2 separate regions of the Homo sapiens genome follow, and region 1 is linked to region 2. The links are chromatin contacts, found by Hi-C or POLR2A ChIA-PET in ENCODE. All regions are on one chromosome and are shown on one strand. The core of a region is the stretch at or near the end of the contact, and the rest is flanking DNA. Distances in the headings are between cores, read along the strand shown. Region 1 holds the start of PRSS12 (serine protease 12). Region 2 holds the start of ARLN (allregulin).

The links. Hi-C counts contacts between places; a loop is a spot of excess contacts on that map. ChIA-PET counts read pairs that join two places held with the same protein, here RNA polymerase II (POLR2A). Pooled maps may share reads with other maps.
Region 1: a loop to region 2 is called in a pooled map, with 2.4 times the contacts of the local background. The contact joins the promoter of PRSS12 here to the promoter of ARLN in region 2. A Hi-C loop is called at or near these places in 1 of 50 pooled maps. POLR2A ChIA-PET finds 5 or more read pairs at or near these places in 2 of 52 experiments (GM10248 and PC-9).

Annotation. Positions count from the first base shown.
Region 1 is chr4:118,350,209-118,354,485 of GRCh38, reverse strand. PRSS12 (serine protease 12) reads left to right here and starts at 1,483. Exons shown (of 13, transcript NM_003619.4): 1 at 1,483-2,267. The coding sequence starts at 1,766. RefSeq lists silencers at 1,257-1,516, 1,547-1,626 and an enhancer at 893-1,738.
Region 2 is chr4:119,298,652-119,302,942 of GRCh38, reverse strand. ARLN (allregulin) reads left to right here and starts at 2,298. Exons shown (of 2, transcript NM_001001701.4): 1 at 2,298-2,607; 2 at 4,164-4,291. The coding sequence starts at 2,408. The coding sequence ends at 4,164. RefSeq lists enhancers at 2,325-2,554, 2,655-2,704.

The DNA.
Region 1 (4,277 bases), core at 234-2,733, 950 kb after region 2:
AAGATGGATTTTTTTTTTTTTTCTTGAGACAACGTCTCCCTCTGTCGCCCAGGCTGGAGTGCAGTGGCACGATCTCGGCTCACTGCAACCTCTGCTCCCAGGTTCAAGCGATTTTCCTGGCTCAGCCTCCCAAGTAGCTGGAATTACAGGCGTGCGCCAACACTCCCCCGGCTTTTTGTATTTTTAGTAAAGGCGGGTTTCATCATGTTGGCGACGCTGTTCTCGAACTCCTGGCCTCATGTGATCCGCCTGCCTGGGCGTCCCAAACTGCTGGGATTACAGGTGTGAGCCACCTCGCCCGGCTAAAGATGGCTTATTTAAAGCTAGTAGTGAATTAATTCAGTTCCTAATTGAAACCTAGGTTTTAACAATAAACATTTGAATTTTGTTCAAGTTTTCTTCAGGGTACATTATATTATGAGACAGCATTGCTTTTTCACAACGAAACGTGACCATGCCAGAAAATAAAATGTTGCCTTCTTTACGGGCTTCCTTCTCCTTGTCAAACTTTGGTAGCATAGTCAGAAACAACTGAAAGGCAAAATACTAAAACATACAGCTCCAGTAACTTTTTTTTTTTAAGATTCTAAGCCAACAGTTTTTTGGAGCCTGCGGGAGGGGGGCGAGGAGTGTTGAAAGGGCCCTACTAAGCTGAGGTCGAGCCAACAGTGAAGCTTCAAAATTGTCAGCAGGCAGAGTCTCTGGAGAGGCAAATGAATAGGCTTAACAGAAGTCCCTTGCCCTGCAAAAAACGAGGCAGGTGCTAGGGGGGTGGACTTTTTGGATAGGATGGAAACCGGGACGGATGAAGTCTTCTCTGGTTAGAGAGGAAATTTGGTATTAAGAGAGCCTCACTGAATCCCAATAATAACCAAACAACTGGTGTTGTCCAGGGCACCGGCTGGAAAGTGGGAGGCAGGAAGCAGAAAGGCTCAAGCTCCTTTCCCTGAGTCGGTTCAGGATTTTAATTTCAGCCAATGTTTATTGGGGCACGGTGTTAAGCACGGTGATATCAAGCTGAATAAAACGTGGTCTTGTCCTTGAAGAGCGTATAGTTCAGTGAAATGGCTTTAACATTCCTCGTGGGTTTTGATAACTTTTATCCTGGGAGTTGTCAGGGAAGAGCTGCATCTAAATCCATCCATACTTTGGTAAAGATTTCAAAACAGAGGAAGCAAGATACGGGGCGACGAGGTTGGAGGAGAGATGACGGCAGGGGCCGGTGCCAGATTTGGGAGCCGCCAACGCCGGGCTGTGCTGGTGCTGCATGCTGGCAAGGGGCAGCCAAGACCGTGCTCCGCGCGGGCACCCTCGGGCTCGGTCCCAGCAGCTGGCAGTGCCGTGCGGGCGGACTGCGGTGGGCCTGGCAGGGGCCGAGCGTAGGTCCGGAGCAGCTTGCGCGGCCGGCGCCCGCCCCCAGGGGGCAGAGTTCCCGGGCTCGTGCCTGCGCCGCTACCTGGGGCTCAGGCCCAACCGCTCCCCGCTGCGTCCGCGCCTTCTCTTTTCCGGTCCTCTCCGCCGGCCGGGGCTCGGCTGAGCTCCAGATTTCCCCACCCGCGGCCGCCGCCAGGGGACAGGAGCCGAGGCGCGGCAGGGCACCAGCGGCGGGAGGCAAGGTTGGGGAGGCGAGGGCGGTCCGCGTGCGGGGGCGGGAGGGGGCTGGGGGATTCGAGGGACGCGGCAGCCCCGCCCCCGCCCCCTCCTCTTCTCCGCTCCAAGCCCGAGAAGCTGGGGAGCATGGACCAGACCCCGCAGCGCTGGCACCATGACGCTCGCCCGCTTCGTGCTAGCCCTGATGTTAGGGGCGCTCCCCGAAGTGGTCGGCTTTGATTCTGTCCTCAATGATTCCCTCCACCACAGCCACCGCCATTCGCCCCCTGCGGGTCCGCACTACCCCTATTACCTTCCCACCCAGCAGCGGCCCCCGAGGACGCGTCCGCCGCCGCCTCTCCCGCGCTTCCCGCGCCCCCCGCGGGCGCTCCCTGCCCAGCGCCCGCACGCCCTCCAGGCCGGGCACACGCCCCGGCCGCACCCCTGGGGCTGCCCCGCCGGCGAGCCATGGGTCAGCGTGACGGACTTCGGCGCCCCGTGTCTGCGGTGGGCGGAGGTGCCACCCTTCCTGGAGCGGTCGCCCCCAGCGAGCTGGGCTCAGCTGCGAGGACAGCGCCACAACTTTTGTCGGAGCCCCGACGGCGCGGGCAGACCCTGGTGTTTCTACGGAGACGCCCGTGGCAAGGTGGACTGGGGCTACTGCGACTGCAGACACGGTTAGTGGCCTCGGGGCGGCCGCGGAAACTCCGGACGGGCTCGGAGCCAGTGAGGCTTGGGGCCGGCGTACAGGTCTCTTGGAAAAAGTGACGGGGTGTGTGGGGTTGTGGGCTTGCGTTTGCGGGCTGTGATGGTGGGCTGCAGCTGGGTTACCAGTAAGGTATACTGGTGCTGCAAATCTAAGCCAGCCAGGTGTGCTTGTGTGAAGGTTGTCAGGGGTGACAGTTCTATGCAAGGTGCTGAGCTCTGGGTTTCTGAATTTGCTCTGTCCTCTGGCCACTGTGTGTGTGTGTGCGCTCGTGTATTGGGTGACAGTGTGCTTTGGGCGTCTGTTCTCTAGATTAGCTTACGTTGAGTGGGTTACCATATTTACATTAAAGAGGCATAATTACTTGTTCTGGAAAGGGAAATGTTACATTAACGTGGCAATCAATAACCTTCCCTCCATTCTTTAGACTCCGATTTTTAAAAATGTGGTAAAATTTTGCCTTAATTTAGCTGTTGACCTCTGTTTTAAAAAGTATGGCAAAATTATGTGGCCAAAATCAGCCATATTCACATACTCCAGCTCAGTATGGTAAGTATCATCAGTGACTGGAAAAAAAGAAAGGGAAAAGAGATGGGAATACTACTATCTTGGTGAAGTAGCAACTTAATATAGTTATACACAGTTTTCCAGAGCCATTACTTAGCTTTATATGTTTTATCAGGATTAGTTGGTAACATCAGGAGATAAAGGTGGCAAAATGTTTTAGGTTTGTGGTAATAAAAGCATCACACTAATAAATTTAATGTAAATGAATAATCCAGCTTTGAACATTGCTTCATTTTGAATTGTTGGGATTTTGTTGAAATTAGGTTTTTTTTTTTGTTTAAAAACTGAGGAAGAAAAAATATCCTCAAAGTTTGAATTTCTTTTCAACAAAATATTTTTGGCAGCTTTCCATTCACACTGTGGGGCAAGGGTTTCCTGAATTGAGATTCTGAATCATATTGTACTTTGTACTTTTTGGAGGTAACTTGGAGGTTATCTGTCACAATGTCATTCATTTCCTGGAGAAATTTTATTTATCAGTACCTTCAATTGCATTAGTGCTTTGAGTTAAGGAAAAGTGATAGGAAGGTTAAGATCAATTATCCTTTATCCTCGGGAATGAAGTCATCGCTTTACTTGTGTTTCATGAACAGAATGCCAATGTAGCTATAAAAAATTTGAGGTGATGTCAAACAAAGAGTGCTAGCATTGTCTCGTTATTCACCATAAGAGATTATAGTAAAATCTTAGGTTTAGCAAACATTGACTTTTTTCATCTTCATATTATTCTTAGTTTTATAAATAGATAAGAGCAGAGAATTATTAGAGAATGAATGTGTAGGAGAGAATATACAACTTCTCTTTAAGTACATAAGCACAGACTCAAGAAAAGTAATTTAAAGTTAAAAAATGATAGTGATCTGTTGCTCTCTTTCTGACATAACTCAGCCTTATGTTTCAGACATGGAGAGTAACTTGTCCTTGGATTTCCTGCCACCTCACCTTCTTCAGTTGACTAGAAATGTAAATCTTTTGAATGCCTTTATGTTCCTAGCTAACTCTCACCAGACAAAATCCCAAATACTGCATAATAGTTATTTGTACTTCCTGGAGTAAAGTGATTGAACAAAAGAGAAACAAAAGAAACCACTCAAGATGGGAGATAAATGCCCTTCCCACCACCACAAAAAAATAGGAAAACGATCAACTGTGTAATAATGAATTACTTTCACAGACTCAATCTCATTCTATCATTTACTTCTCCAGTCTGCTTGGGCATAACCTATAGCTTTGAGATGAGTGGCATATTCTGAACGTTACGGCTCTCTTGGTCCTACATTTCAATTAGGGGTGTGAACAAAAGTATCATGGAGTGGTGAAAAGAATATTGAATTGTGCTTTAGAAAACACTGGTGTCTGTTTTGGCTCTGCCAGTAGCTGTGCACTGTTGGGTAAGACTCTTAACTCTTAGAGC
Region 2 (4,291 bases), core at 1,049-3,548:
GAGCTGCATACGAAAAATTTGCATTATCCCTTAGGTTAAAGCAAAATTCATCATCATCTCCCTCCTGAAAACTTATTGCACTTGAAGTTCAGAAGATCTGTAACGTCTTCTTAAAAACACTTAGCTGTCTTTGGCCTGATGGTTATAGCATTTTCATACACCACCTTCTCCACCCCAGCTCAATCAGATTAATTGTGCTGACAGAATTATGGAAGTGTTGGATCATGGTTGCAGTGCAATGATTCAATCTGTAGTCCCTGGTGCATATTTTTCAGTTGAACATGTGAAGTAGAAAGTTCAAGGTGGTTGGACAAGTGCCGAGGTATTGCATGACTGACAGTGAACCTGGATTTCAGTACAGTACTTTTTAAAATTTAAATTGCTTTGATAATGGCAAATGCCAACTGAGCAAGGTGGCTCATGCCTGTAATCCCAGTACTTTGGGAAGTCGAGGCAGAAGGATCACTTGAGGCCAGTAGTTCAAAATCAGCCATAACACACTCTAAACTCATTTCTGTAATGTGGAATAATCAACAATCAGTGGGACTTTTACAAGGGTAAAGTCGGAAATAGAATCTTTCAACTGAATTTAGTTTAAATAACCCCTCCTTATTTGCACTAGTTGCTCTTCCAAGTCTGGCAGACGTTCCTGACTCTAGAACAGATCATACTGTCAACATCCCCTCATGATGAGCATGTGACTCTGGGCCAAAGACAAGTTTAAAACCATTTCAAGACCTGTTCAGTTTATGTCATGCTTCTTCAACACTAATAATCTCAATAATTTTTTATCAATCCTACTTCAATAACTAGGAGTAATTGATCCTACCTTGTCAGCGAGAAGAATGCTTCCATCTCTGGTAGAGGCAATTGTTTATTTGCCTTTCCTAATTTTTGTAAAGATTCAATGCCACTTAAGCCCAGGGTCTTTTTGTCTACTACCATCAGACAATCTGTATTACAGCACACAATCTAATTAATTCTCAGGTAATGGCCCTCTCATCCCAGAATCTACAAAGCATTTTTCTTGAAAGGTCGTATACTATCTTTGTCTCTAAAACCTGGCAATTGATTTGGAGGCAAATTGGAGCAAGGTTAGGAAGCTATGGAACAGCTTTAAGAGTGCTGGATTTGGAGTTAATTTTAGGCTTTATAATTTTTTTAGTAACCTTAGACAATTCACTCCTTTTGTGTCTCATTTCCTAATTCTATAAGATGGAGTACTGCCCCTTCAAAGAGGTTTTACGACGATTTAATGACTTTGTAAAAACACAACTACAGTCTTATCTCCATTTACTATGCACCAAGAGAACCACTTATATGTCTGGGTGCCCGTTATTTTCTGAACAATTCAGGAATCATAATGTGACAAGAAAGAGAATATTTGAAATTGGACCCACGAGGTAAAATCCAGGCAGTATAGGTCATTTTCTTCCTGCTAGCATTCTGTTCTTGCTGAGGCTCACACTCAAAGTCAAATAACCTTTGGGTTATTCTTCCCACCCCCATTTCCCCCCAGATGGAGTCTCGCTCTGTTGCCCAGGCTGGAGTGCAATAGTGGCACGATCTCAGCTCACTGCAACCTCCGCCTCCCGGGTTCAAGCGATTCTCCTGCCTCAGCCTCCCGAGTAACTGGGATTACAGGCGCCTGCCACCACGCCCGGCTAATTTTTGGATTTTTTTTTTTTTTTTTTTTTTTTTAGTAGAGACGGGATTTCAGCATGTTGGCCAGGCTGGTCTCGAACTCCTTACCTCAGGTGATCCGCCCGCCTCGGCCTCTCAAAGTGCTGGGATTACAGGGGGGCGCGGCCAGGTTATTCTTAAACCCACTCCCTTGAAGTACCTGCAAAATGCTCACGTGCTGCTCTCTGGCCCGTTTGGAAACTCAGTCCCGTGAGTAGGACGTCCACCTCATTGGTGGTGTTTAAATATTAAGTGTCAAATGCTAGAGACAGTACAAAACCCACCAGAGGGGGCCTTCCTAACACGTTGGCATAAGGATCCAAACGGAATACGGGGATAGGAGAGGTGACCTCGTGCAGTTTCAGGGAGGAGTCCATCACCTGACTGGACTGGGCCTTTCAGGGGGACGAGAACGTATTTCTTCCAACGAAACCTGAATAACCAGCTATCTGCCTGGGACGCCGCGAGGCAGAAGTAGGCGGGCCCATTGACTTAGTGTCAAGGCGGAGGCCGCGCTTCATGCCAGCGGTCACGGAGGCAGCGGAAAGCCGAGCCAGGCGCCTGCGCGCTGGGAAGAGTAGGTTCAGAGTGCATTCCGGAACCCGGGGCGCGGCGCACTGCGCAGGCGGCCGGACTCCGCTCAGTTTCCGGTGCGGCGAACACCAAAGTCCGGGAACTTAAGCATTTTCGGTTTCTAGGGTTGTTACGAAGCTGCAGGAGCGAGATGGAGGTGGACGCACCGGGTGTTGATGGTCGAGATGGTCTCCGGGAGCGGCGAGGCTTTAGCGAGGGAGGGAGGCAGAACTTCGATGTGAGGCCTCAGTCTGGGGCAAATGGGCTTCCCAAACACTCCTACTGGTTGGACCTCTGGCTTTTCATCCTTTTCGATGTGGTGGTGTTTCTCTTTGTGTATTTTTTGCCATGGTGAGTATCTCGAATGCAAAATTGGGGTGGTAAGGAGCTTAGAGATCATTTGCTCGCTTTTGGGCGGGGAGGGGACTGAATTCCAGAGAGTTTATATATGTCCAAGATCACACAGCTGGTGAGTGGCGCAGTCGGGTGGGTGGGGGAGAAGGACTAGGAGTAAAATGTCCTTCTTTAGCACGTCCGTGGGAGTCTCCAAAGAAGTGTGGAGAAAACTTGGCGTCATATTTTCTCATGATTTGGAATGAAACCAGCTAGGCTTGAGTTCCTGCAGCACCATGAAGCGACCGGAGAAGTTATTTCGCCTTTTGGAGCTTTATTTTTTCATCTGCCATTTGGGACCATTAGTAACCCAGGTCATAGGGGTGTAGTGAAGATTGAGATCGTAGTGATTTGCATGTTGCCTGGCAGTAGTAAGTGCTCAACGAAAGCTATTTTTACTATACAGCTGTTTAACCATGAGCAGACCACGCAGCTGTCTCAAACTAAACATGTCCAAAACTGAACTCTTAACAGCTTCTTACCCAAATTTACTTGCCTTGCAGCGTTACCATTTCAGTAAACGCCAACTTTATCCACCGTTACCTCCCAGAAACCTGAGACACTTTGCCCTTTTCTTACACACATCCACATATCCTAAAACACCAAGTTACAAAATTCTGTAGAGTTTACTTGTAAAACCCATGCTCTCCATTTTCATCGCCACTCGCTCTGAAAAGACAATTCTGGCAGAGGGTAAAGGAAGGGAACTTAAGAGAATAGGGCAGGAGGAAGCAGACACCAAATGGAGATGGTGTTAAGAGACAAGCTAAGGAGAAGCAGTGAGATGAAACAGGGCTCCTATGGGAGAAGAGCAGTGTAGCCCATCTAGACAGCTCTCCTGGACTTTGGAGTTGATTGTTCACTCACTGTTAACTCCTTAGTCACCATGCCTATGAGTTACTTCTGAAATTCTCACTTCTTGATAGGCAGTCACTTCTTCTACACCCCCAACCCCCATCCTATATTTTCACCAAGATTTGGGTGTCTTAAGCCTCACTGTCTCATTTCTTGGATGGTGTAGTAAGTTAGAGAAGACAGAGAGGGCCAGGCACAGTGGCTCACGCCTGTAGTCCCAGCTACTTGGGAAGCTGAAATAGGAGGATTGCTTGAGCTGGGGAGGTCGAGGCTTCAGTGAGCTGTGAACGTGCCACTATACTCCAGTCTGGGAGACAAAGCAAACCCTGTCTCAAAAAAAGGGGTGGCAGGGGAGCGAGAGGGATTAATGGGAGGATGGCAAAAGGGATAGGGATTTCTATAAAATTCTCTGTCAAGCCATTTGTAAAGGGAGAGTTTTACTCTCCCTCCCTGTTTTGGTAGAGACTGATAATCTCAAATACAGTGGGTTTTGTGTGTGTGTGTGTTTTTATGACCTGAACTTTCAGCTCTGGATAGAAAATAGAGGCCTTACAAGAAATGTTCTAGGCTTTTCTTTTTATCAATATGTAAATAGGCATAAAGTGTTAAAAACTGGGAAGATAAAGCACATATTGCTGACAAATACTTGCTTTTTACAGACTTGTTCGCTGATATCTAAATTAAGAAGTTGGTTCTTGAGTGAATTCTGAAAATGGCTACAAACTTCTTGAATAAAGAAGACAGGACTCTCAATAGAAGAATTTCACATCTCCAAGGGACCCTTCCT